Linked DNA regions of Homo sapiens: all the other regions are linked to region 5. Evidence: read pairs that join two places in POLR2A ChIA-PET (ENCODE). Cell type or tissue: CD4-positive, alpha-beta T cell. All regions are shown on one strand. Region 1 has its middle 31 kb from the start of IKZF1. Region 2 holds the start of ZPBP (zona pellucida binding protein). Region 3 overlaps IKZF1 (IKAROS family zinc finger 1). Region 4 has its middle 33 kb from the start of FIGNL1. Region 5 has its middle 99 kb from the start of IKZF1. Region 6 overlaps IKZF1 (IKAROS family zinc finger 1). Region 7 overlaps IKZF1 (IKAROS family zinc finger 1).

The links. Peaks named below come from ENCODE experiments on the same cell type or tissue, not always from the same donor. Only the 100,000 strongest peaks of a DNase experiment are listed, where the experiment ranks them.
Region 1: POLR2A ChIA-PET joins it to region 5 with 10 read pairs; 9 of 35 experiments call an interaction of 5 or more read pairs at or near these places.
Region 2: POLR2A ChIA-PET joins it to region 5 with 12 read pairs; 2 of 35 experiments call an interaction of 5 or more read pairs at or near these places.
Region 3: POLR2A ChIA-PET joins it to region 5 with 19 read pairs; 10 of 35 experiments call an interaction of 5 or more read pairs at or near these places.
Region 4: POLR2A ChIA-PET joins it to region 5 with 19 read pairs; 9 of 35 experiments call an interaction of 5 or more read pairs at or near these places.
Region 6: POLR2A ChIA-PET joins it to region 5 with 22 read pairs; 11 of 35 experiments call an interaction of 5 or more read pairs at or near these places.
Region 7: POLR2A ChIA-PET joins it to region 5 with 25 read pairs; 10 of 35 experiments call an interaction of 5 or more read pairs at or near these places.

The regions. Positions count from the first base shown.
Region 1 is chr7:50,271,359-50,275,358 of GRCh38, reverse strand. No RefSeq gene overlaps it. Among named protein-coding and RNA genes, the nearest start is that of IKZF1, 31 kb to the left of the region's middle. In CD4-positive, alpha-beta T cell, no CTCF peak of the experiment used is centred here; no DNase peak of the experiment used is centred here; H3K27ac peaks cover 196 bases.
Region 2 is chr7:50,090,300-50,094,299 of GRCh38, reverse strand. ZPBP (zona pellucida binding protein) reads left to right here and starts at 1,054. Exons shown (of 8, transcript NM_007009.3): 1 at 1,054-1,232. The coding sequence starts at 1,106. LOC124901630 (a long non-coding RNA gene) reads right to left here and starts at 1,021. Exons shown (of 2, transcript XR_007060321.1): 1 at 570-1,021; 2 at 1-485. RefSeq lists silencers at 961-1,120, 1,201-1,250. In CD4-positive, alpha-beta T cell, CTCF peaks have their summits at 1,446 and 1,645 (motif pointing left); DNase peaks (open chromatin) are centred at 1,289 and 1,599; H3K4me3 peaks cover 909 bases.
Region 3 is chr7:50,319,514-50,323,513 of GRCh38, reverse strand. All of the region lies in intron 2 of IKZF1 (IKAROS family zinc finger 1), which reads right to left. Among named protein-coding and RNA genes, the nearest start is that of IKZF1, 17 kb to the right of the region's middle. In CD4-positive, alpha-beta T cell, no CTCF peak of the experiment used is centred here; a DNase peak (open chromatin) is centred at 1,653; H3K4me3 peaks cover 1,540 bases; H3K27ac peaks cover 3,380 bases.
Region 4 is chr7:50,415,746-50,419,745 of GRCh38, reverse strand. No RefSeq gene overlaps it. Among named protein-coding and RNA genes, the nearest start is that of FIGNL1, 33 kb to the left of the region's middle. RefSeq lists an enhancer at 3,068-3,147. In CD4-positive, alpha-beta T cell, CTCF peaks have their summits at 1,319 and 1,522 (motif pointing right); DNase peaks (open chromatin) are centred at 1,515 and 3,041; H3K4me3 peaks cover 251 bases.
Region 5 is chr7:50,203,497-50,207,496 of GRCh38, reverse strand. No RefSeq gene overlaps it. Among named protein-coding and RNA genes, the nearest start is that of IKZF1, 99 kb to the left of the region's middle. RefSeq lists a silencer at 649-698 and enhancers at 5-934, 1,715-1,894. In CD4-positive, alpha-beta T cell, a CTCF peak has its summit at 1,966 (motif pointing left); DNase peaks (open chromatin) are centred at 766, 1,266, 1,956, 2,726 and 1 weaker place; H3K4me3 peaks cover 1,267 bases; H3K27ac peaks cover 1,553 bases.
Region 6 is chr7:50,350,327-50,354,326 of GRCh38, reverse strand. The region is part of intron 3 of IKZF1 (IKAROS family zinc finger 1); the gene reads right to left. Among named protein-coding and RNA genes, the nearest start is that of IKZF1, 48 kb to the right of the region's middle. RefSeq lists enhancers at 1,751-1,800, 1,821-2,000, 3,764-3,823. In CD4-positive, alpha-beta T cell, no CTCF peak of the experiment used is centred here; DNase peaks (open chromatin) are centred at 231, 1,826, 2,856 and 3,476; H3K4me3 peaks cover 1,966 bases; H3K27ac peaks cover 4,000 bases.
Region 7 is chr7:50,367,316-50,371,315 of GRCh38, reverse strand. The region is part of intron 3 of IKZF1 (IKAROS family zinc finger 1); the gene reads right to left. Among named protein-coding and RNA genes, the nearest start is that of IKZF1, 65 kb to the right of the region's middle. In CD4-positive, alpha-beta T cell, a CTCF peak has its summit at 1,687 (motif pointing right); a DNase peak (open chromatin) is centred at 1,705; H3K4me3 peaks cover 751 bases; H3K27ac peaks cover 2,988 bases.

The sequences.
Region 1 (4,000 bases), 68 kb before region 5:
TCCACGGTGAGATTGCCTGTGTTTGAATCCTGGCTCTTCCTCTTACTTGCTGTGTGTCCCTAGGCAAATTATTTAGCTTCTCTGTGTCTCAATTTTCTCATCTGTAAAATCGGGATAGTAACAGTACCCTTCATAAGATTGCTTAGAGAATTGAATTATTTCATATTTTAAAGTACACAGAGATATGCCTGGTACACAGGCCTAAGGCAGTGTAAAGTGATGATTAAATAGGTGTGTAGAGTAATTAGAATGATACCTGGCACATGTCAAGCACTTAATTAAATAGGTTGTTCTGTAAGAACTTAATGGGTTTATTCTGCACAGCTGTTCTTTTTTTCTCTGTTTCTTCAGACAAATGTTTAAACTTTGCTCTGCAGGATGAGAAGAGTAAGTTTCAGAAATCCCTTTCAGGACCCCATCGTCCTTCCAAGATGGAGCTGCTTAGATCTCCTCCCTATCCTTGCTGTACATGCCCAAGATTTTGTGAACATGATGTGTGCGATTTCAAGAGCAGGATCTGGAGCTTCCTTCTGGTATCTAGACTCATGATAGATGCTCAATACATGTTGACTGGATGAACAAACAAAGATAGGGTCCCTATTCCAGGATGGTAGCTAATTCTGTCCTTGGCACTCACAGGCTGCCACTTGGGCCCATTTGTGGCAGAATCGGCAGGAGGGGCCCATGGGTTGATCTCATCACTGTGGCCCCACACGGTGAAGAGGGCTGCCGTTCCTCAGTGTCCACGGGGTTTGTGGCCAGAGGAGAACTCCTGCCTTGCTGCTGAGGGGATAGCTGCAATGGTGACTGATCTTCCTGCCCACTTCCTCCTGAGCAAGCTGCATTGAAGACACGACCCATTCCCACTCTAACGGATGGAGTTAGTCAAGAGCGGAGAGCAGAGAGGGCTGGACTAAATGTCCCTTTCCTTCCTACCTGCTGGTGAAGTACTGTGTTGAATACAATGAAATCCTAGAAGTATATAGAAATAGCAGAAAATTTAATCCAAAGCTAATTCTGCTTCACCTTTTTAAAAATTTGGAAATCCTGTAATATATTTCTGTAATAAATTAAATAGCACAGACAGTGACTTTCAGGCAAAATTCTGCAAAGAAACCTGCTTTCCTGGTCTCCTTATTCTTCTTAAAATAATAGAGAAAAGCTTGATTTAAAAAAATATGTCTAAAAAGTTGTCATTAAGTATGACATCAGGGCACTCCATGCAGACTGAGTTTCTGGTGATGGTCTACCGATTTGGATTGCAATAGATGACTGTAACTCAGGGGTTCTTATGATTATGTGTATAAAAATAACTAGTTAATTGCTCAATGTGTCTGACATTAGCCTTCACTCCCCCTCTGCTGGTGAAGCTCTCAGCTGAGTGCAGTGGAGGGACTGCTGTTGGTCCTATTTTTTGTCATTGTCTGGAATTCTCAGGTCTTCATCATTGTTGAGTCCCTTTGGAGCACCCCTGTTCCTGCTCCACACCTTGTCCATGACAAAGGGGCTGTTTCTTGACTGGAGTTTTTCACCCCAACTGAAAAGATTCTCAGCCTCTCTCTGCAACTGATTGACACTTATATCTTAAGGACAGTCACCCACCCCTGTGTTTAAATCTGTTTGGTTGCCACTGAATGTAAGGGAGAGTCTTTCCTCTAGCTTAGTCTTTCTAGAATATTCTGTATTGTTACCTGGACATGAGTTTTCTCCCTCCAATCTGAAGACTACTCTGGATTTAGTGTGAGGGAAACCAGACTTGTCTAGAGTATAGACAACAAATTCTCCCCCATTGTGAATGTGGTTCTCTCTCCCACATTGTCTGTGTCCAGCTGGTGAAGACTCCAGCTCTCCCAACCCACAGCTGCACACATTTGAGGTTTTACTGTTTAACCATTTCACATCCACAAGCTATACTGGTGCAGTTTAGACCACGCCTAACTAAATAAATGAAAGGAGAGATTTTGAGTAGCACCCAAAGACCTGTTCCATGGTGCATGGTTAGGAACAGGGATACAGATCTCTCCTGAGTAAAGTAACTTATTTAGACACAGTTCTAAATAATTAGAACCAACTTCTAAAATAATTCAGGGTTTACAGGCACAAAGGCTAGTCATTTAAACACACTGCACCCATTCTCAGAAGTGGATTCTGAACAAGTCTGTAGCTCAGGACAGTTCACAGAAAGGGCTCCTTAGTAGCACAGGCAGCACAATGGAAATGCTTCTCTTACTTAACTCAGAGTTCATTTTTAGCACACCCAGACGGCCCAACTCGTTATACATTTATTACTCTGTAATGCACTTGGCAACACACACGATGCCCATAGCTGTCCATACCAGGGAGCTCACACTGCTTCAATCAGACCTGTCTCATCCCCTCAGCAGCCCCATTAAGTCAAAGAGTAAATTATTAATAATGCTGACTAAAATCAAAGCTCCAAATGATGCAAATAAAATTAACCAACATGAACTGGAGAAACAGAAGTATATAAGAGAGCAGAGAGAAGCCTGTTACCCTCCCCTCCCAGAATGTGTCTTAAAAGTTATCATTAGGTATTGCAATGTGGTATCCAATGAGGAGTGAATTACTAAAAAAGCGTACTTATTTAAGAAGGGAGCCCAGGAAATTTGTTAAATTACTATGTAGTAAATAGCATGAGCAGACCATGATATTCAGGCAAAGTAGAGTATTCTGTAAAGAATACTGCTTTCTTGGTCTTCCTACTGCTGTTATAATAACAAAGGAAAGCTCGATCCAAAAGCTTTTCAATTTGGTCAAATAAAACCAAGGAGTCCTGACTTAGAGAATCTCTTTCCAAAGATGAATGGTAGATGTGAGATTCCTTGGGAGCCTGCGTCCTACAGCAGCCTGGGAAATCCCTGCTCTCCAGCAGTAGCAGGTGCTCACGGTCATTTCCGGGAGAACACAGGGCATGGCAGGAAGGGGGGTCATCAGGAAGCTTCCCAGCACCTCTTAATGATGAGACCACTGCCTGACTTTGGAGGTCAGCCTTTTGCCTGGTTCAGACTTCTAGGAGGCTTTGTACCATGAAGAGCTCAAAACCAATGTTGAGTTTTAGTGCCTTCTCACTAGGTGAGAATGAAGAAGTGTCTTCTAGAGGCAACACTCACCAGTTGTTATAGGATTCCATCTGCTGGGCCAGCAGGGGTCCCAAGCTGGGCCAGTTGGGCCCTTCCCTGGACTTTACTGGGTGCTTCTGGAAGAGGGCTCATCATTGCCTTGAGTGATGGAGCTGCAGAACTTCAGGCCTGAGCTGTCCTGTTCTCTTCAGCAGGGCAAAATTTAGGCCAATGGAAAAAATAATAGTCTGAGCTCCTGGAGTTAGGAGAGAAAAAGAGAGGAAGGCAGTTTTCCCCTCTTAGGCCTCCTCCACCCTCGTCACTCTTCATCTTGGCCTTCGAATCTGTGAACTACCCAAATGTCTTTTAAATAAATCATCAAGTGTTGTTCATGCTGATTTGAATTGAGATTCTGTATCTGGCAACTGAGGCCACCTTAAAAATGTGATAAAAGAAAAAAATAGAAAACACACAAAAACAAAATAGATAAATAAATCTAAGACGTGAGTATTTGAAGAAATAAATGACATGGACAAATCCTGGAAATGAATATAGAAGTAAAGAGAAGTAAAGTGTATATCAGAAGGTTTTTATGATTCCAAAATTTTGGGCCAATATACGAAATCTTAAAGGAAACAACAGATATGAAACATAAAAATAAGAGACTTCTACCAAACAAGTATAATATACCTAATAGAAATAAAATTCAAAAAAAACCAAACAGAAATGGTTTAAGTATGACAGAAAATTAATAGGTATTCTCACTGAAAAATGGCAAGAAAAAAACCAGCACTCCAATAGAAAGTTGATCATAATTAATGAACAGAGAGTTCACACAAATTGATTAAACATATTAAGTTTGAAAGCTAAAAAACAAAACAAAATGCAGGTACAAATTAATACCACCTTTTAACCAAATA
Region 2 (4,000 bases), 110 kb after region 5:
TATATGAGGAACACCCAGAGAATGAGTAGTTCTCAAAGAAGCGTCTTTGAATTCCAGCTTGTATAGCATCTTCAACAAAGACTAGGAAATTTTTAGAGATGTGACAAAGGAAAAGGACTCTGAGTCTCTACAGGCAGTAACTTGGGCTAAGCAAACAAATAGCAGACAAAAGATGGTTTAAAAAAAGCTAATATTAATTCCTCTGATATCATTTCAAGGCTAATGAGGGTCTGACGCTGTCTTCAGTGGTTAACCTTTGTTCTCCCTGGTAAAGGAGTGGGGCAGGATACCTTTTCTCTTTCTAATCTATGTCTTGCTTCTGGGTAAAAAGAGGGCAGGTGGACAGCTCTCCTGCATCTGCTGGTTCTTGTCTTCAGGGCAGCAATCCTTCATATTTGAGAAGGTATATTCTGGTCTCCCACACAGGATAGATGGTTTTGTATGTTTTGCTGAATTTAGGTGACACTATAAGATGATCTTCCGGTCTATTTTAGAAAGTAAATTTCATCTATGGTTATTTCCTCTGTCCTTCCATCAAGCTTCTTTCTGAGGCTAAAGGCCTTACTTACCTTTAATTCCCACTAAGTGTGTATTGCATTTATCTCCCAATTAAGTTCCACACATCCATAAAATACTATCTGCTGACATTACTAGATCAAAGCAGTCCACTGAGGGCTTTACACGTCTTAACTCATGCATTCTCACTATCTGTTGTTCGAAACTGGGCCCCACATCTACCACCTGGCTCATAAAAAGGGCTTTTCGATCATAAACGCTATGCAAAGGTAAAAGCACGGGATTTGGGGCCCAACGATTCTCTCTCAGCTCTAGGATCTTGGACAAATCACTGATGTTCTTGAGGATGCCCTGCGTGGCTGTGTTGTCCTGAAGGCCCGGGGGCTGCACAGCACAGTTGGCGCGTGTAGGCCCCACCAGCTATGTGGAGACACAGGCTGACCCCTAGTCTACCACCCCGGCGGAAGTGGGAGCACGTCCATCAGGTCCGTTGTTCCGGTCCTCCGCCCGCCAACTTCCGGCTGCAGGTGGGCGCGCGTTGCCTAACGACCTTCCGCGCGGACGGTGGGCAGGCGACGGCGGCGTGTGGATGGAGGCCTTCGCCCTTGGCCCAGCGCGGCGGGGCAGGCGGCGGACCCGGGCCGCCGGCTCCCTGCTCTCTCGGGCCGCCATCCTCCTCTTTATCTCCGCCTTCCTGGTGCGGGTGCCCTCATCAGGTGAGGGTCCGCGCCGCCCTGCCGGCTCCGCAGGGACAACCGCAGCTTCCCCCACTCTTCGAATTGCCTTTTCTTGTGTCACGTGCATCCGTTTTATATAGAGACACCTTGCTCACTAATACGTGACAAGAAAGGCTTATTTTTTATGGAAGTCGTACAAAGTCACTCTGCATTTGCATAGAGGAGTGAATGACAGGAAATTAAGGTATAGATGGATCACTACGTCACCCACAGTTGAAGTTTTACAATTAAATTGCTTTGTTGATAAACTCCCCAATTCAGTCCATGGGTCATCTGCCAGGTTTGCATTTCAGTGTGTGAACTCTGTAATGATGAGATCAGTGTCTTTCAAATAGGCAACCTGCTGCTTTCAAATTATCCGTGATGGTGGAGCGCCATCTATTGGTTTTAGCTGTGAAATACAGGAAATAATGCGATTTTAAAGTTTTGACCTCTAAAGAATTGAAGTACTTTTCTATACTGTTTTAAAAATACATGTAAGATACTGATGAACAAACACTGACGAAGGATGTGAAAGTTTAATTGAACTGTTATTTAACTAGAAAGGTTTTGGCTGCATTCTAGACTCAAAATTCTAGACCCAAAATTGATAAAATCACAGAGATTTGCTTCAAATGAAAAAAGTTGTTCAAATAAGGAATAATGAAAAAAAGAAGTCCTCCAAGAATATAAATGTAAAAGGTTTGTGGAGGTAGGTAGGGGATAGGGGAGGAGAAAGGAAACAAATGGAGTGAATAGAGATTTAAAAATCAAAGTCCAGGCATCAGGAATCCAAAGATTATTCTTCTATAAGTATATGAATAGCCGATAGCCATCAATTGCCATGTAGGAGAAAGATGCTTCTTGGATATGGGTCGTGGTCGTGTATTAGGTGTGAAAGGGTTTTTATTTTAAATTTTTACCTGGTGATCTTTTGATGAAATAATAAGATTAGACCTATGAGATATAAGAAATAGAATAAGCAGTTAGTATCTTGTAAGTGATGAATAGTGAAGGCCTCTTATATAGCATTTTACAATTTATACAGTATTCTCATTTTCTACAGTAACTGTAAGGATGGAATTATTATTAGTCCCATTTTACATATAAGAAAACTGAAGCTCCTAGAGTTTAAAGTGATTTTCCTAAAACCAGTAAGTGGCAGAATTAGGATTTAAACTCAAGTCCTCTGGCTTTGATACCACATCCTTTTCTTTGCACTTTGCTATTCCTGTCTGCTAAAGGCTATTTGGGTATAATGCTTTATTGCATTTTTATACTGCCCCTCACACTATTATGCCCATCACATTTGCTCATTTAACAATGAAGACTATCAGAATATGTTTCACAATTATTATTTAATATTTACAATGTGCAAGGTATAGTGTTTGATACTGATTCTTGATAAGTTAACATAAACATTGATCCCACTATCAATGGAGCTTATAATCTAATAAGGAAAATGGTATGTGTGTATCAAGAACTATAGTATAAGCCGATGTCTACAAGGGTTTTTCTGATATTATCTTCTAGAATTTTTATAGTTTCAGGTCCTAGATTTAAGTCCTTAATTCATCTTGAGTTGATTTTTATGTAAGGTGAGAGATGAGGATCCAGTTTCATTCTTCTGCATGTGGCTTTCCAATTATCCCAGCACCATTTAGGCAAAGATTTCATGTCCAAGAACCCAAAAGCAAATGCAACAAAAACAAGGACAAATATGTCGGACTTAATTAAACTAAAGAGCTTTTGCACAGCAAACGGAACAGTCAGCAGAGTAAACAGACAACCCACAGAATGGGAGAAAACCTTCACAATATATACATCTGGCAAAGGACTAATATCTGGAATCTATATCTAGAATCTACAAGGAACTCAAACAAATTAGCATGAAAAAAAACCCCAACAGTCCCATCAAAAAGTGGGCTAAGGACATGAATAGGCAGTTCTCAAAAGAAGATATACAAATGGCCAACAAACATATGAAAAAATGCTCAACATCACTAGTTATCAGAGAAATGCAAATCAAAACCACAATGTGATATCACCTTACTCTCGCAAGAATGGCCATAATCAAAAAATAAAAAAAAAAATAGATGTTGGTGTGGATGCAGTGAAAAGGGAACACTTCTACACTGCTGGTGGGAATGTAAACTAGTACAACCACTATGGAAAATTGTGGAGATTCCCTAAAGAACTGAAAGTAGAACTACCACTGGATCCAGCAGTCCAACTACTGGTGTCTACCCGGAGGAAAATAAGTCATTATATGAAAAAGGTACTTGCACACACACGTTGATAGCAGCACAATTCACAGTTGCAAAAACATGGAACCAGCCCAAATGCCCATCAGTCAATGAGTGGATAAAGAAACTGTGGTGTATGGTATATGTGTATATATATATGTGTGTGTGTGTGTGCATGTGTGTGTGTATATATATACACATATATACACATATATACGCATATATACGCATATATATACACAAATATATACACATATATATGCATATATATGCACACATATATACACACATATATATACACATATATACACATATATATACACTCATATACACACACACACACACAAACATAAATATATATATGGAATACTACTCAACTATAAAAAGGAATGGATTAATGGCACTTGCAGCAACCTGGATGGGATTGGAGACTATTATTCTAAGTGAAGTAACTCAGGAATGCAAAACCAAACATTATATGTTCTCATTTATAAGTGGGAGCTAAGCTATGAGGATGCAAAG
Region 3 (4,000 bases), 120 kb before region 5:
TGGTATAATTAGCTTATAAAATGTAAGCAAATAATTTCTCAAGTAGATTATAATTCACTCAACAAAGTTCTGTCATCCCGCCTCTCCTAAATGCATGAGGTTTTATTATACACAATTGCCCAAGAGGATATAATTCTCTGGGTAAATACAAGCTCAAAATATAGAATCTCAACTCTATAAAGTAGTGGAGAAGCTTCCACTCTAGGGTCCAAGTGGGGATCACACCCCAGAGCAATCTCTGACTCCCTGTTGGACTTCCGGTCAGTTGCTTAAATTCTCTGTGTCTCAGCTCCCTGCAGGTTGGAAATGATAACTGTATTTTCTTCTGTGGGTCCTTGTGAGGTTGAAAGGAGAAAACACTTTGGGTAATGTTTGGTAAATACAAAGCATTTAATCAATGTGATTTACTATGCTTAACTTGATAAAATATTCCCATTGACACTGCAATATATACAAACCTTCTTTACGTAAGCAGATTATATATATCTAAAGGTTTCCATATCCTTTAGATATATACAGTTTATGTTTATGTTTATGGAAACAAACTTCTGGTTTCCATATCCCCAAAAAAACACACTACAAATAGCATTAAACCAATATCCAATATCTATTTAGGGTCACAGGTGCCAGAGGAACCTTAGAGATCAACTGGCTCAAGTCCCTCCTGTTACAGATGATACTATAGTGGTCCAGGAGGCAAAAATAACTGTCTCAGGTCCCATCGTGGGAGGTAGAGGTGGGATGCTGATGCAGATCTCTCAGTTCCCACATCCTTCACTTTCCCACCGGCTGACTCTTTCTTTAGAAACCAAACCAAAAAATAATGCATAGGTATAACACGTATTTTTGGAAAGACTGCCAAAAACACAAAAGGAAGAAAAATACGCTTTACCCAAAGAATTAGTGAGACGTGCCCTAAAGGAAAGGGTAGCTTGCTTTAGATATGCTCTCCTCCAAGTCTATCAGTAGCATTTTCTCAGTACCCTGTGGATTCAAGTCAGTAAACACTTATGGAGTGTCTACTACTACACATCTGTGAGACACTGTAAACCAGGGTATAGCCCACATTTAGGATAAATCTCAAGGAACAAATAACCCAGTGCTTTGAAAAAAAGCCAGATATTAAGTATTTATCTGTTTATCTAGCATTTCGCATACATTAGGTTGAATCCTATGAAATTGCTGATACTTTAATATTTTATGGGAAAAGAGGATGATTTAGGAACATATTCTTGTTAAGATTTCTTATAATCTATAACATAATCTTGGTAAGATTTCTTACCAAGAATGTCAACTCCTATTTGGTTAAATGTACATCCTTATGCCATAACTAACTGTCATTTCTTCCAACTTTAGAAATGAAAAAAACAAATACTGGTTTTAACTGGAGAAGCAGAGATCAAACTCGAAGAAGTAGAAAAAGTATCCTTTGATTCTTTACTAAAAGTGACATGACTCTTTAAGTGCTCTCATCATTACGTAGAGTGCTCAAAGGTTAACAGGAATCAAAAGCAGTATGAGTGTTTTAGAAATAGGAATCCCTTTGGTAAGTGTACACAAACTAAATTTCAGACCAAATCATTTCAAACAAAAACAGAGTTTCCTTTTTCAGGAAGTCTTATGTAATAAGGTCTCCATTCTTGTCCCCGCCCCCAGCTACCCTATCCTTTGAACAGTCAGGGTGCAGAACAAATTACTTATTTTGTATTATGGTAAAGACAAGAAAACTACCAGAGGAGAATCAGGCTTTTGTTAGTTTCGTTACTAAGATACGAGATCGGAATACTGAGGGGCTATTCCTTATATAAACATTCTAGAGATGAATTCCTAGGTGTCAGCATTCAGCTTTGACTCTAGAATATCAGAGTGTAGACTCCTGCATTGGCCAAAGGGGTCTCATTTTCTTTAAATGCACCATGCAAAATACCAATTTAGAAGCTACCCAAAGTGAAAGCGACAAGGAAAAGAAGAGCAGAACAATGAAAGCATCTTTTTGGCCTCTGGAAATTTTTAACATGCTTGGGTTTTTTGACACCCTAATCACTTCTAGTCACAGTCAGCAAACCCAGTGAATGAGATCCTCTTCCATGAGTGAGGATTACAGTCCTCATCTACCAGTGTTTCCCAGACCAGCTCTCTGAGGCTGCAGTGAGAGGCTGGCGAAGCCAAATGAGAGGCTATAAAGAGCTAAACTGCTTTTTTTCCCATTTAACTCGTTTTTTGTTTTTGTGCTTTTTTGTTTACGAAACAAAGTAAACGCTTAAGGAAAATAAATTCAAATAATGCTAAAAGGTAGAAGATGAAAAGCAAAGTTTTCCTTCTCCTCCTCTTCCCTAACTCGTCCCCTTCCTTCTACCATCAGTCTTCCAAGAGGAAGTCCAGGTTAATAAATATCACCCAAGAATTTTCCTAAACGTTATGGGCAAGCATATAGAAAATATGTATGTGTATGTAATTTATTTTCTTTTAAAAGAACGAGATCATACTTTGCATACCATCCAGAACCATGCTATTCTCACTTTCACATGTATTTGGACTTCTTTTCATACTAGTTCATTCATATCCTCCTTATTTTTAAGAGCTGTATGTGGAAGTACATGGATGTACCATAGTTTTAAAATACTGATAACAATGCTGCAGTGAACAAATGCTTAAATGCTCTGTGCACTTGTGAGAATATACCTCTAAGGTAAGTTCTTCAATGCAAAATTGATATTTGTATTTATACCATTTTTGTTTATATAGATAATCACAAACTTTTGGACACATTTTCACTTTTACCAACTGTACCATGAAGTGCCTGAATACCACATTCTAAAAGTTAAAAAGCCACATGTTCTCACTCACATGTGGAAACTAACAAATGCTGCTGTCATCATTATAAGTAGAAAGTAGGACAGAGGCTAATAGAGGCTGGAAAGGTCGGGGGAGTGGAAGATAGGGAGAGATTTGTTAAAGGAGACAAAATTACAGCTAGGTAGGAAGAATAAGTTCTAGTGTTCTACACCATTGCAGGATGACTGTAGTCAACAATAATATATAGTTTCAAATAGCTAGAAGGAAGATGTCGAATGTTCCTAATACAAAGAAACGATAAATGTTTGAGATGATGAATATGCTGATTTACCTGATCCGATTACTATACATTGTATATATCACAACATCACTATGTACCCAATTATTTTGTGTCTATGTACACAATTATTTTGTGACGATTAAAAAAATTAAAAATTAAGTGAAAATATTCAATGATATACAAAAAGAGAATTATATAATTCTCATTCATGAGAATTATATTTAAGATATAAATGTGAGAATTACACAAAGAATGTGGCAATTATATTGTAATAAATACGAAGCCTCACTCTAAAAGAAAAATAAGCTAGCCTTTTGTTTGTTCTTTGCACCTGGGAGAGTTTAAGTCCAAAATCTGAAACATGAATAGAGCGGCTGAGGAGTGGTGGAGAAGGAAGCCTGTGATTGGCAGATCTATCTCCAGTTCCATGGAACTCAGAAGATCCTCTCCTGCACCTTCCCCAGGGAAACCACCAAGCAGGGGAGCAGCCACACATAGGTCCTGGTCTTCATCAGGAGCACCAACTTGTAGAATCCCATAGAAACTTCAAAACACGAGGGCGCTCAGCCAAGGCAAGGTGCCACTGAGAACTTTCTCAAATATAAGTCAGCCTCTGGGGCTGGCTGTGAGTCTGTGAGGCTCAAAAATATGAAATACCGAAAACCCCAAAGTCCATGAAAGCTGCTACTGGGGCTGACGCCTCTGGATACAGGGCCAGATAGAAAGCTGTCTTCCTATGTCCATGCACTGGGGAACTGTGCGGTTTTGTTGGACTGGCTCGCCGTCCACCCTCAGTGCTGCCAAATGGTCACAGTCTGTGACCTACCCTTAGGCTTTTCCTACTACAGACTTCTCCACTTCCTGGGTCTCCTGGATGAGAAGAGCTATATCCAATACGGCTTGAAAAGATATATGGCAAAGGGG
Region 4 (4,000 bases), 210 kb before region 5:
CAAATATATACACAGATAAAACCATCACCACAATGAAAATAAAATCCACATGCATAACCCCCAAATTCCTTTGTGTCCTTTGGAAATTCTCTTCTCCCACCTATGGCTCTTCCCCCAACCCAGGCAACTACTGAACTGCTTTCTTGACCTAGACAATAGTTTTCATCTATTAGTATTTTATATAAAGAATCTTTTTTGTCTGGCTTCTTTAATGGAACATAATTATTTTGAAGTTCATTCATGTCATTTTATGCATCAGTATTCATTCCTTTTCACTGATGAGTAGTGTCCCATTGCATTGATGTGTCATGGTTTTTATCCATCCATGTTGATCGATATTTGGGTTGTCTCTGGTTTTTGGCTATCACGAATAAAACTGGTATCAACAGTGCTGAATGATTTGCTTGAATTTAGTTGCCTATTCAAAGATACAAGTGATTCATCACAAGAGAAGTAAAGGCTTCTGGTGGAAGATGCCTTGTTTCACGGAGAGAGAACAGGAAAAGAAAAGCGTGTGGAAGAGGGGTGCGGTCTAGAGACTGTGAGGAATGCCTGTCTTCCCCTCAGTTGTGTCCTCGCCACAGTGCTGCTCCTGGACCTCCCTGTCTGAAAGCTGAGCCCAACTCACTTCTAAGTGAGTCAATTTTGATAAGTAGATGACAAGATCTAAGTAGCACTGAGGGTGTGGGAGTGAATGGGAGGCTGAGGGGCCCAGGGAAGGGAGCTGCCTTTTTCCAAGACGTCCATGTGCTGGGCCTTATGTCATTCCTATGCCATCTCATTGCATATTCGCAGCCTCCTTTTAAAGCCGAGATTATTATCGTCTAACTTCATAGGCAAACATGAGGGCTTGCAGACAGTAAATAACATGCCCAAGCCCACCTGACTCACAATTTGCAGGTCTGGAATTTGAGCCCAGGTCTCTTGGCTTCCAGGGCTGTTTTCTTTCCTCCACCCTCTCCAGGACGGCCTCTCAAGCTGTGGCACGTGCAGGTGGCAGACAGCAGCGACAGCCACGGTTAAGAGGCCAGCGGGGGAGAAAAAGTGCATTCTGAGCTGGGTTCTTAGCACATGCAGGGTTCTTACACCCCTTGTTCAGGCCTGGGCGAAGCTCAACTGAGACAGGGAGGGTCCACATGCCAGAGTAGGACAGGAGCATCCATCCAGGCCAGAAGGGTTCTGGGCCACAGAGTGATGGTCTCTGTACAGCCCCTCTGGTGTGGGAGATATCCCTGCCCTGCATGTTAGCAGGGTTTATGCAAGAATTGATGTGAGTAGGTGCAATAGCTGATTTTAAGGATAATTTTGAAGTCAAGCCCTAAGCAAAGAATCAACCTGGGTGGCAGCCCCTGTGTCTACCCTTAACTTGGTAAGTGACCTGGGCAAGTTCCCTGCTGGCCCTGGGCTCAGCTTCTCCCTCTCCCCACGAGGAGCTGGGCTAGGCCTGCAGGGGCCAGTGGTGCAGCGCCTCCTCCCTGGAAATGGCATTGGTTAACTACATCCATTCTGGCCAGCCTTGCGTTCCTTCACCACTAGGTGGAGGGCATCTCTTAGGTTTCCCCACTGCTCCCTGAAGGCCTTGGAGGCGGTCTTAGCCATCCCTCCATGAAAACCACCTTAAATTTTGACAGCTTTTTAAGGAATTCCAACTTAGATGTTAGGAAATATTCAGTCAATTCATTTGCCCAAAAGCTCAAATTTTGAGTTTCTTCACTTTCTATTTTCCTATTTCAATATATTGTACTTTTTAAAAAAACTTTTATACTAAATAAATTGAACTTTAAAAATGTTCTGGCCTGTATTTATTACTTGGGAGATTTCCAGCAGAATTGCTTTACTGATGCTTGCCTCTATGTGAAAAGTGCTTTTGATCTCTTTTAAGTGAACTGTTCTCTCTTGCTTCAACCAGACACAATGAAATAGTGGAGATGTGGGAGAGAGGTAAGGACTCGTTCTTTCAGCTGACATGTTTTTGAGAATTCTGTTACCCCCAAGGGTATTCATAAGGCCTCAGCACAGAGCAAACTATTCTCACAATCATGCCTGATAATGAATTGATCACCTTGGGCATTTACCAAGTGCTCTCTTCACATCTCTTATCTCATCGAATCCTTCCTACTCCTCTTACAATGAGCATTTTTTAGTCTCTGCTTTTATAGAAGAAGCAGGCGAGGCTATTATTGGCCATATAGATTCCCCACCTGCACCACAACATACACAAACTATCCAAGCATAGTTTGGAATTAGGAAAGGGACTTGACCTTATTTAAGTGTCCGTGAGTATAGGAGTGGTCAGACTTTCTCAAATCCTGCATCTAGCAGTAGGGACCCAGAGAAGCCTGCCTCATTCAGGTGGCTGTGTTGGCTGGCATGGTTATGGGGGCCATGCAGGGACATCCCCAGCCTTCAGATGGAACCTTCCAGAGCTGTGTCTTGCCTGTGCCTAGAGTCCAGTGGAGGCCAGCACCCCTCCACTGAAAAAAGAATCTGAAGACTTCAGCCAGGCTGACTTGCCCTGGGGTTGCTTTTCAAGTGGAGGTACAAGGACAGAATCAGCTACAGAGAGAGGGAACCTGGAAAAGCAAATGACTTCCAGAAGCCCCGGAATCTGCACAGTGTGTGAATGTGTGGAAATAGCAGCTTTCACAAGGAACATTTCTCTAACTGCAAAGGAAATTAGGCAAGCAGTTTATTTAGGAGAAGCAGAAGCAAGAGGAAAGTGATTTGCCTTTTTTTCCTCTTTTTCTCCTGAGAGGAGGATGATCCTGCAACAATCTACCAGCAGGGCGTAGTGAGTCCTTCCCTATTTGCTGGAAATCCCACCCTCCTGCTATTGCACGTCTCGGTTTCTGTTTTGTAGGTTGCTACTGGCAGGAGGGGACTGGAAGTCACAGAAACCCAAAGGGCTCAGACTCATGAGAGACAGAGTGTGGAGCTAGGAGATCCCAAGCATGTCTCGGCATACAGGGAAGAGAGCCAGCATGTCAGCCCACACCTTGAAAGGGACCAGTGTGCCTGCTTGAGAAAAAGCACATGTCCTCAGGCAAGTGACATTTCCCTCTCAGGCAGAGTGAAGGGCCAGGTCGAAAAAGAAGAAGTGAAAGTTGCTGCATGCTTCGAATACTGAAGGCAGCCTTCAGGATTTAGTACCCCAGGGAAGACTTCTTTGGGGAAGCTGGGAATGAATGGTTTACTTGGAGAGGGAATTGAATCTTTTCTGGGCACCCCCCTCACCTTGTGCCAGGCACTGTGCTAGACCTTGGGGAGCTCCAGGGAGCAAGGCAGGTACTGGCATGTCATCAGCACTTCCCGACAGAGCCTTCTACAACAATGGAAACGTCTGCTTCCACATTTGTGCTGTCCAATATGGTGGGTACAGTCACATCTGCTGATAGAACACCTGGAATATGGCTAGTACAACTGAAGGGCTGAAGTTTCAATTCTATTTCATTATAATGTAAATTGAAATAGCCATGTGTGGCTAGTAGCTACTCTGTGGAAAAGCACTATTCCACGTAGACCCTTGATGTGGGGAAAGAAAGAAACACACTGTGCTGCAGGTTCTGGCGTCATGATGTTCCTTCCAGGTGTGAAATGGTTGCTCGGTTTCTCTGAGAAGACAATCAGGAAGTAGGATCGCTGGGTGCATCTGGGAGGTGTGCCTTTCCAATGACTACATTTACTCTCTCACACACTTAGTAGAGCCTGCAGGGGTTGTGTGTACCTCGTGTGTATCAGTGACCAAGTACTCCTTAGGATGACAGAGTGTTTTCTTTTTTGGTTGCTCAGCATCATCCTGCTCTTTATGAGTTACGGCTCACATTATCAGGAGCCTGAGCTGCTCCCAGGGCACTAGGGGCTGGTGAGAGGTGTGGTATCCAGCAGCTGGGGGACCTCAGTGAGGGGTTGGCCTGGCCCCATTCTTCTCTCTAAGGTGTGGGGATAACGACTCCTCTATTCCTTTTCTCTACGTGTCGGGCCCATAAAAATCCTCATTCCA
Region 5 (4,000 bases):
AGCATGAGCTCCCCATACACTGTGCACCCCAGGGTGTTTCTGCCCAGGGGCAGGCTAACGTGCAGTGGGGGCTGCGGCCTAACGTGGACTAGAAGGCCTTGGGTCCTGGTGCCAGAGAGCTCACCTCTCCCTCCTTCCTCGGCATCGCGGCCTTCCCCATGGAGGTCCCATCATCTGCCGCTGCTGCTTTGTCTTAGAAAACTCAGGGACACTCACTCACTGCCCCTGCTTCATGCCCCTCGTGCGTCCACACCACACAGTGGCTTATAGGGTACCCACTCCACGAGGGAGCTTAGGCAGATCCTGATGGGACAGAGAAACAAAAGCAGGAGCCCATTTCCAGCAGCGTTGCGTTCCGGGGGGTTCCTCTCCTAATCCAGGGGACAGAGGAGCTCACCGGTGATACTGCTGTGAGGGGAGAGGTGCGGCGATAGAGGGTGCTGTGGGACTCCCCAAGGACCCCATCGGCCTGGTGGGGGCTGGGGGTGGGTAGCCTAAGGTCAATTCCATCCCAGATTTATCTGGCCCAGCTCATCAGTCCCAGGAGGGATGCCTGGTGCTTCCTTCTCTCGATCCCCCATTCTCCCCGAGCCCAGTCAACGCCTGTGCAATGTGATGAGTCGCTCCGTGTTTAGGGAAGCGACTCATCACGGGTCCAGCACCCTTCACAAGCTGCCCCGTGTTCCTTTTTAGCTTCACCCCCACCCCCCACTTTGCACACACTCTACACACTGCAACCTCAGCCGACTTCCGTGGCCAGCTATGCAGGGTCTTGTTGGCCAGGCTGCTCCTCTGCCTGGAATAACCTCATCTTCCTCCCTGGCAGGCAAGTGTGAGTCACACAGGGCTTCAAAACATACTAAAATGTCACCTTCTCTTTGAACTTACCTGCCCCTCTTCCTGGCTTGCCCTCCCCCATCCACAGCCGATGCTGTCTCCTTTTGAACTCCCGTCAACTGGGTAAGACTTTGGTGCTGGCACTGCCTAGGTACATCGTAATAAACAAGTGCTTATTCACAATAGCAAAACAAACCTGGAGCCCATCAACAGTGGACTAGGTAAGGAAAACATGATACCTATACACCGTGGAATACTACACAGCTGTAAAAATGATATCATGTCCTTTGCAGCAACATGGATACAGCAGGAGGCCATTATCCTAAGTGAATTAACACAGGAGCAGAAAACCAAATACCGCATGTTTTCACTTGTAAGAGGGAGCTAAACATTGGGCACACATGAACATAAAGATGGCAGTAACAGACATGGGGGACTACTAGAGAGGGAGGGAGGGAGGGAGGGGGAAAGACTGAAAAACTACCTATTGGGCACAATGCTCACTACCCAGCTGATGGGATCAATTGTACCCCAAACCTCAGCATCAAGCAATATATGCACGCAACAAACCTGCACGGGTACCCCCTGAATCTAAAATAAAAGTTGAAGTGAAAGACAGAAAGAAAGAAAAAGAAAGAAAGAAAGAAAGAAAGAAAGAAAGAAAGAAAGAAAGAAAGAAAGAAAGAAAAGAAAGAAAGAAAGGAAGAATGAGAAAGAAGGAAGGAAGGGAGAGAGAGAAAGAAAGAAAGAAAGAAAGAAAGAAAGAAAGACAGACAGACAGACAAACAAGTGCTCCGCGAGCTCCAGGAGGGCAGGAGCTGATTTCATTCCCTGCAAATCCTTGTGCCTGGCTGGGTGCCAGCACACAGTGGGTGCTCAAAACATGTGGGCTGATGGAAGAAGAGAATTTGCTTCCATCACTACAACTGTGAAGTCCTTTAAGATAGCAATGTGATAGACTTGACCCCTGTAGAAAGCAGAGCCACGCTGAATAGAATCAGCTGATTTTTTTTTTTTTAACATCTGGCGAATGATTTCATGGGATCTGGCCTCAGTTTCCTCCCTGAGAGCGTGATGCGGGATTCTGTCTGTGGGCTCCGCATTGGTTGATTCAAGGACCTGGTCAGTACTGCCATCTGGTGGCCGTTTACCCCATTTGCAGATTGGGCTCTTAAAAGCTCCAGCACAGTAATTCTGCAATCATTATTATTTATTTATTTTGGTAAAATTCCCATTTTTTTCCCAACTCACAGGGGAAGAAAAAATACTTTTAGTGTGAGAGGGAGAGGATTTCCTCACCATTATTTCCCTCCTAAAATCCCACCCCCACCCAGACCTGCACAGTCCACAAGGAGAGCCCATGACGAATAGCCTGGCCTTGGTGGAAACCCACGGCACTCTCTGGCTGTCTGCACTTATGCATCTCCGAGGAGAGCAGAGATCGCCTTATCAGACCTCCCGCAGCGAGGTAAGCTTCAACTCCAAGGTCAGGAGCAGCTCAGGCTAGGAGTGGGCCAGCGACCCATTCTGTGCTCTGCTGCAGGCCCCTAAATGCAGCATTTGATTTCTCTTAGGACAAAATGAAGGCTTGTTAAATATATATATATATTTAAAAGGCAAGCACAGCCAACCAGTGCCACTCTCATTGCTTTATCTCTCCTTGTAACCCTACAACAGTCAATGGAAAGACAAAATGTGGGCTGCTAATTCCTCCTTCCTGGGACTTCAGGTCGGCATCTCCTCATTACAGCCATCATTCTAGAAATTAATGACTATGCTCTTTGTTCTTTGATACTTGCAGCGATGATCTAGGCCCTTAAATGCAGGGCTTAAGTTCCCCTCAAAAACCAGGGCTATGTCGGCAGGCTAGTCAGACTGTCTGGAAGAGCAGCCAACAGGAAGTCGTAGATTGTCTGTGCTTCTTCTGAGTTTGGATGCGTCTTTACCAGAAAACTATACTGTCTTCCACAGCAGCTTTCAACTCATGATCCTCCCTCTTGTCCCTCTTAGCAAACCACTACCAAGTGGCATTTTAAGATGTCAAAAAATCCCAGCATAGAATTGCTTCATTGTGAGTGCTGGTGCTGGCACACAGTGGGTGCTCAAAACTTGTGGGCCCAATGGAAGAGCATTTGCTTTTATCACTCTACAACTGTGAACGTCTTTATGTTTTCTCTGTACCTGAATTATAACAAGGCAAGGATTGGGGCTGATTCTGGGATTTTGGGACAGTTAAGGCAGCCAATGGAATCTGTTAGCACGAGTATTTCCTAGTCTTCCTGTGAGAAACAGAAGGAGGGACCCTTGAAATGAGGTCCCTGGGGCTCTTGGTTGAGGACCTGAAAGAAATGAGAGAAAGATGGATCTGAGCCTTTTAGGAAGACGTCTTCATTTGAGGTAAGGTTTTGTCTTAGGGCCCTACATTCCCAGCAACAGGCTCAGGGGATACCTCTGCAGACCACACAGGGAGATTTGCTCATTCATCCATCCATTCACTTATGCAAACGATGATCATAAACAGCTTGCTGCAGGGACTATGCTGGGTACTGGAAATAGGGCGCTGAGAGAAAATGACCATGGTGCTTGTTTGCAGAAAGCATAGAGCCTCGTGGAGGGAGATGGAGATTAACCAAAGTATCACATAAATGACTGTATGGTTACAACTGAGAATATTATGAAGGCGAGGAACCTATCATACAAGACCATAGAACAGAGGAGCTTTACTCGGCCCAGGAGCCAGCCAGGCTTCACTGCGGAAGGTAATCTTTTATGGAGAACTGATGGGTAAATGGAAATTTACTGGGTAGACAGAGGGGAGAAGAGAGCCTCCCCACCTTCCAGAAGGAACAGAGCTACAAAGGGAGAGAGAAAGAGATCTGAAAGAGGCAGTGTGCGGGATGGAGCCTGGGGGAGAAGGCACAGTTAGCACTGGGGTGGTCTCTGGCCTGGGCAAGCCTCTTGGACAGCAGCCTACAATGCATGGCCAGCCATGCTGAGCTCAGAGAGAGAATCGTACGAGAAAAGTGCAGGCTCCTCACTGACACACAGGATCTCTGTACTAGAGCAGTGCCTGGGGTAAAAGATTAATAGTTGCTTAATAAATTGTTATTGAATGAGTAAATGGAAAAATGCTTGGCCTCAGCCTTGGGAGGTGACTTCTAGC
Region 6 (4,000 bases), 150 kb before region 5:
TGGTGGGATGGAAGCCCGGGCACCCACAGCAGTAACCAACTGGATGACACACCTTTGCACTGGTTTTCCATTTTCATCCTCCTCTTCTCCCCAGGATCACCGTTCATGAACCAGCTGCTCACAGCACCTGTGTTGGGCTTGCTGTGGAGGGTGCCTAGGCTGCAAGAACCACTGATCCTTCCACACCAGGGAGAACTGCTAAAGACGCACCTTGCAGGCACAGAAGGGACACCACACCTGGGGCTTTTAAATCCTGAGTCACAGATGAACCTGGCAGAGCACACAAATCAGCGCCCTCCAGGATGATGCTATGGGGGGAATTCTGCCTCCTCTATGTTCTGACATCATTCCAACCTTTACTAAGATCCCAGCATCCTGGCTTGGGGCCTCCCTGGGTCCCAGTGTGGCATGAAGGGTCTGCTTCTTGTAACAGAGGTGCTGGGGGCAGGGGGACCCGGGACAACAGCAACTTCCTGCAGAAAACAGGCACAGGGCCCTCAGAAATGTGATACTCCTGGAGAGAAATATGTAAAAGGATTGTGGGATCATGGATACATTTTAATAAATGCGAGTGTTTGTGACTAGTACATCTAGAGATTCGCTGAAAAGAGAGCCCCTTGAATAAAAAGGACACAGTTGAAGATTCTTCCTGGAGCAAAAGTGGCATCTACTGGCCCCTGGGCTCTTCACAGCCTCGGGGGCTGACCCACCTGAGCTCACCTGGAAGCTCTGACTCTTCCGGCCAGGATGTCCTCTCCTGCATCACTGGAGGATTAGCCTGGATGGTTAGCCCTTCTCTCTTATAAGGGTGACAGCATGGCAGGAGGTGAGGATAGAGGGAGGAGGGCAACTTCTTTTTCTCTTCTCCCTCACAGGGCCACAACATCCATTGCAGAAACAAGAAAGGAGGGGCCAGCAGGCGCAGGTGGCTTCCAGACCTCAGGCCTTGCAGGAGGTGTTAGGGCAGGGGAAGGAGCTTTTGGCTGAAACTGCTCATCATGGCAAGAGTGTGGCTGGCAGAACTGAGGAAGAGGAAAGGCAGCTTGCTTGCTCTCTCTCTCTAAATGCAAGTGCCCTGGAAGCTTTGGAAACATGGAGCTGCAAATTCTGCTGAATGTTGGTGGAAGGGAAGGGCCCCATTGCTCTCCCTGCCTCCTGTGCCTGGGCTGTGGCACAGCATCCTAGCAGACCACTCACTGGGCAGCCCCTCAGGCTTCTCCAGCTCTTTCTTTCATGTCTTTCTGTGTCTTCTATGAAAAGATTCTACCATAAGATCTAAGCAAGGGTAAGCAGGGGAAAAGAGGCGTGGACAGCCATCACCTGGCTTATGAGCAATATTTCATTTGCAGAAAACAAAGTATAAAAAAATTCTTAAAATATGTAAGAGAGGAAAATACAAATATGTGTAATTCATAGAAAGTCTTACCTTATGCAAGGATAAGATATACAAATTTAGGATAGTGATTATGCCATGATATGTCATGGCTGAGGGCCAAGTAAAATAAATTTCCTAATAAATAATAAAAACACATTTATACATTAGATAAAAATGTCATTAGTATTTGATTTCAACTTGGAGGCTTCCTTTAAGTGATAGAAGCACAACAAAAACTTAAAATGAAAAAACTGAAGAGAGACCGAAGAGGTTGAAAATGTCACCGCTTTGGTCTCATTCTGAAACACTAAACTTAAAATATATAAACTTTAAGATCAACAGAATCACCAGCCAATCCCATCCCGTCCCATTGACATTATTCTTACTCAGAAGTTGTACACATCATCCATATCAGCTAGTGATGATAGGTCAAGAATGAGAAAGAAAGTAAAACTGATCTCTGAGGTAATCAACCAAAAGAGAAGCAAAAAACCCTTGACCTAAAATTCATGCATTTACTCATGGGCAAGTCCCTCATACACTCTCTCGGCACTTACACACACTCTCTTTAGGCACAGTTGTAAAAATGATTAAATGGTTCTTTCTTATTGTAATTCCCAGCAGATTAGAAGTAGCAAATTAGAATGCAGAGGAAGAGACAGATAATACTATCCAAGCAGATAAGAGAATTCAAAGCCAGGATCATTTAGGGTACAGCTATTAGCTCTCTATGCACAATGACTTTTCAGAAGTGAGGTTCAGGACCTATGGCCAGGGAAACACAAGTGTACTTTCTGGCTGAAAGAGCACTACACAGTTGAAATCTGGACTGTTGTGGAAACTGTAGAAGTCAATTTCTCTGCTGCATTGGAGGCAACAGAAATGTGTGCTGAAGGAATGAATAAGAAAACTAATAAACTGATAATACAATCTTCTCTGCTTAAGGGGTTTATAATTTACTGTGTGTGCCCACAAATTAACTCCCTGTAATGCCAGAGCTAGTATTTAGGATAGTACTTTTGAGCTAAGAAGAAAAGACTGAAGCGTTTTCAAGAAAGTCTTTAAAGAATCTTGGCATGGGGGCGGGGGGGAATTGTTAGTAGGTTCTAGGAAGAGTCCTCATCCAAAAGTGTTAAAATACACAAGAAATAAAATGAGGTAGGCTTGAGCAGTTTAGAAAATTTAGTCTTGAAATGCTCCTTCCCCTAAATGCTGGATTAAGGTAATACTGGCCAAGGTAGCCTCCAAACGTGTGAGCAGGAGTGTGAGGCCTGACATAGCCCCAGATAGTGCAGGGGCTCTAGAAAAATCTTTGTTGCAATGAAGGGCTCACTGGCCAGCTAGCTGAATGATTTCATACATGAACAGGGCAGCACATTTTACTTCACATATCCATTTCTGAGCAAAGATATTGTTGATTTGATTGCAACTATGTTCAAAGCGCACAAATCTCAGGTGGGGTAAATGAGGTTGGTGTGACTGCTTCCAGGGTCCTGCTGCCGGGAAAGTAGATATGGAGGAAACACAGAACATTCTGAGATGAAAAACAGGAAATGGGTGAATTCAGTGCCCCTTCTGGGAAATGATGAAATGAAATATGTTTTAACCTTAAGGTGTAATCATGCAAAACTTAGTTTATCAAGGTTACTAAGACATGATTTTACATCAAGATAAGTGACTTTTTAAAATTAAAAAATCCAATTTACATAATGGTTAAATCTACTCCCAATATCATAAAAATATAATGGTTAAATCCACACCCCCACTCCCCATATTATAAAAACTGCATTAAAAAAGAGAGAGCATGTAATGAACAATTGAGATGTGGTAAATGTTTTGGTGATCTTAAATCCAAACTAATGAAGTCTATAGTTAATTGGCTTCCACTATTTTATTCCGAGAGGTAACACACGAACTGAATTAAACAATTAAGAGTTACTGTGTTAAAATATAAACCTCTTTTGCTAGAATGCATAGCTAGTATTTAAACGCAGGTCTTAAATTGCTAAATACAGAAAACAGAAACACACTTGGCTCCCTGGGTCCTTGGCCCCAGCGCAGCTGAATGTGAGACTGCCTCTGAGTCAACCCGGGCAAGCCAGCACGCAGGGATAAAGCGCTACCAGAGCCCAGCTTGCTCTGCTATTTCTTTCACAGATTGACACCCGGCAGTTGTACAAATCATACCAAAGATCTACATTTATGAGTAACCAATGCAAATGAGAGGGAATGAAAGAACAGAAATGATGGGAAATCTAACAGCATAATATGTTCACACTTCAGTGACACATTTCTAACGGTTAAGCACAAGGCAGAATTATCTGTGCACGAGGTGAGGTCGTCGTTAGAGTCCACTGGTGTAACGTGCCGTCAGAACCCAATTTATCCTCACTCATCTGCCTGCCTCGGAATCCTGCCCCAAGATTCTCTACCCAGCTGCAAAGTCACCTGCAGCAAACTCTCTTTCAAAATCAGTGGGGAGGGCATGGGTTATGGGTGGGTTCAGAAATGCTACCTGTTCAGTTCACTAAATTCCCAGATGGGCTCTGAAAATCAAACTTAGCATCTGCACCGTGAAAGCCAAAGGTGACTGGAAACAGTGGTGAGGGGAACATCTGTACAGGC
Region 7 (4,000 bases), 160 kb before region 5:
CAATGACACCAGCTGATACTTCCACTAATGAAGGAGGAGGTTGGGAAGGAATGACTGGCACTTACTGAAGCTGAGCACCTCCTGGCAGCTCCATAATACCCCGGAACCCATCCCAAGGGATATGCAAGGCTCCTGCTGAATTCTGTTGAAAATGCCATATGAGAAATCCCTTCAGTTTCTTAACAACTGCCACTCCTTAAATGGTGCTGATCATACCTGCCCTAGAATCAATTCCATGAACCCGCCTGCCCGATTTGCAGGCATTGTGCTTGGTTCAACCCCATGGATGCTGTCTCTATGGAACATTTGCCAGGGCCCGAGTTGCCTGGCCGTGCCCTTCTGTGAGTTCCTAAATCGCTCACTCCTTCCTCTGTTACTCGGAGCTGGAACTGCTTAGCTGTGGTATTGCTTCAGTGAAATGGTACATCTCCCTGAAGATAGGAAAGATAGTTATAAATATTTTGTAACCCCCCACCCCATTACTTAGAAAAATGTCAAACTCAGTAAGGTGCTGAATTGAACTGATTAAATATAGAACATGAAATGGAGACTGGTCCTCTCTTTCTCCGGAACACTCTGGCTCATGCCCACCGTGGGCTCTTTCATTGACTGAGAGATAATGGACAAGAGCCCAATTTTATTACTCAATAAATGTGACAATAAATATGAAGAGTGGATGTTTTCAAACTCCTAGTCAAAAGCTGCTTTCCTTCCCAGATGCTATTTAAAGTTGGGAAAAATTAAAATCTCATTGACCTATCTTGGAGGGCTTCTATGTTATTGGCACCCAACAGTACTAAGAGAGACCCCACACCCCTGTATGGAAGGTGGACTTTGGTAGATAGACAAGTTTGGATTGAAGAATCTGGAGAATCCAAGGAACTCAGATGCCAAGAGGAGCCAAGAGGCCTGAATCTGTGCCAGGCACTGTATGTGCTCATGGATAATTAAACATTTTTTAATGCATAGGTATAATGTACACTGTTAGTCCCCACCTGACCAATGAATTAAGCTTCCTCTTCATTTCCCTTTCCTTTTTAGAATGTGTCTTCATATTTACTGAAAAAGTAAATGTTTGGTACTCAGAACGCATTTTTCCATTGAAAAGATAGTCCGAAGTAGTCACTCTAGTGTGAGTTTAGGCCATGTAAGCTTGAAATGCTCAATATTTTACTTGAAAAATGGTACAGAAATATTCTTGCAACACTGGTGACTAGCAAGTAAAAATCAAATGAAATGGAAATATTTAAGATATATCTTGAATCACGGTAATTAAATGAAAATTTGAGGTGAAGAGAAGATATATATATAGATATTTTTGTGTTGCCTCTAAAAGAGATTTATAAAACTTTTAAGCGTTTTAAAGTTCATGGAACCATTTATTATAACTTAATATCATTTAAAATGTAGAAGGTTGTTTTCGTCCCACTAGGGTATATTATTAGAAAATACTTTTTTCGTTATTTGCAATTTAAGGCCTTTAAATGGAATGAAGTCAGGGAGAGAAAAGAAAGGCAGAAGAGTAAACAGATAAAGAGAATAAAAAAAAGAGCAATAGGCATTTTCTTTCCTCCAGCAACTACGGACACAAACTGGAATAAGGACAGTAGAGGGGGTGAAAGGGGTTGTTTTTAATTTTCAAGAAGAAAAGAGGTGTTGAGGGCAAAGGGGGCAATTCTTCATCATGACCACAAGGTGGTGATATTGGCCCAGAACAGTTTGGTTGCTGTTTTGCGGGGGAAGGCATCAAGACCAAGTAGCCGCTTGTGTGAGAAGATAGTCACAATTCCAACACTGGGGAGAGTGGGAGAGAAAGAGAGACACCAATACCTTATGGACACATTTGCATAAATATAGACAGAAAGCATATCCAAGTGTATATCATCTCTTTTATAAAAACTGTAACTATCATAACATTAACACATCTTCACATGCAGCGATTCTTACAGACTGAAGGCTTCACTGAAGGGTCTGCTTCAACATATGCTCTGGCTGACACCTTCCTCAGACTTCACAGAAACATGTTTTAGGATGCATTAGCTTACTCTCAAGTGCATTTGACTTCTCAAAATACTTCAACAATATGATTCTTCAAATCAATATCATTTCTCTGTCCAATACCATAATGTTTTATATGTTCATATAAGCTCACGTGTAAACAAATACACATATATAAGCATTTACAAGTACATACATATACATCTCAAAAAGTAGGTATCAAGCTATTGCTTTAAAGTGGAATCAAAGGAATATCAGTAAAAGAAAGATTTCTGTAACTTCTATAGGCTGGAAAAGTAGCCAATCTAGTTTGTGAGCAAAAAGATGTACTTTGATACTGTTAAATTCCTTAGACACCAGATAGTTTTTGATAACCAGGATGTCAGACACCTGTCTTTAACTGTTACTGGCACTGTTCAAATTAGAGCCTATAATTATAATTGTCACAGTGTTAACAAATGCGACCTGTTTTCTGATGTTGCTTTATAGTATTAGAGGATTTACTAATACAGGTCCTAAGGGGATTATCAACTTGTATGGCTTTAAATATTCAGCTCTCTATACATTTTCAAAAGCACTCTCTGTTCTTTAAAGTACTCATTTGAGGATGTTACCCAAATATATTTATCATTTATCAGCTCAATATCTAAAAAAGAAAAATGAAATTCACATCTGTTTTTGGTTTAACAGCTCAGATCAGAGAAGGTCCTGCGGGCACCAAGCAGGAACAGTACGTTGGCTCCAGCAGCGATGCACCACAGAATAACGGCCTGGAGGCCTGCAATTTTCTCTTCTCAGTTCTGAAATTAATACTCCAGAACCACAGATGAAGAGCATATCTCCTTCTCCTGTCCCACAAAATTGTAAAAATTATCTTGAAACCATGTTCAGTTCTTTGTTGGTGACAGAAAATATGGCCATTTTATCCTCACACTCAATAAAAAGGATTACAGGAGTAATCTCAAAGCTGTCCAGCAGCATCTGCGAAGTAACAATCCCATCAGTGCTACTGTGACTCCAACCCTTACTGTTACTCCACTGCCATGCTCCCAGGACACCGCACAACTGCCTAGACCTTCGTTTTGCACTTTATGGTATAAATACCCAAAAATGATATGGTAGGTGTCTAACGAATAGAACAGTGAATATTTAATGTATCTCGGGGGTTGATGAAGGAACATGCACGTACGATATTTACATGATAGGAGATGAAGGCATGCTTTTGTTTTCCAGAAGCAAGGCATATACTTACGAGAGAAAGATTTGGGAATTATTGCATGGAAATCCCTAAAGTCATCAGCCCCATATGTAACTGCAATAAAGAAGGCAAAAAGAAAGCTGGGTTGTGATACCAGGAGAGAGTATAGTCAGAGTTTAACAGAAAGCATTACTTTTTTTTAAAAAAGAACGTTTTATTACTCAAAACCACTGTTCAGCTACTCATCTGCTATTGCTGGCCCTTCTATAGGCAACAGAAAAGTAATTACTCATGAACAGGACCACAATCCCCTCAGGTGTCAACTCACAGCATTATATCCCATAAAGTGGTTTGGAGCAATTACTGATGGGTTCAACATCTTAGAGGGTGCAGCCCCAAACATTCTAGAACTGTGAGAAACCATTCAGCAGCTCCAGTCCAAACACTCGGCTCCTCGCAGAGCATCTCCTGGGACAGCACGTATCTCCACAAAAGTGCGTGTTTCTTAATGAGCTGATTGCATCGCAAATGTTCTTCATTCAGCTTTTTCTTAGGAAGTGTTCATAGAAAATTAGAAAATGCAGCACATTGGGTGGGGGAAAAATTCCTGTTTTCCCCAACCAACAAAAGAGCTACCCCTTTTGGTGATTAGTCCTTATCTGCTGCTTTCATAAATGCTATCACTGCCTCAAATCTTCAGGTTTCTATTCTCTTTCACAGGACAGTTTCCCAGCATGTTCCTTTCTCTTAAGATTTGGTAGATTCTGCACATGTGCACACATGTGTACACACACACACACACAC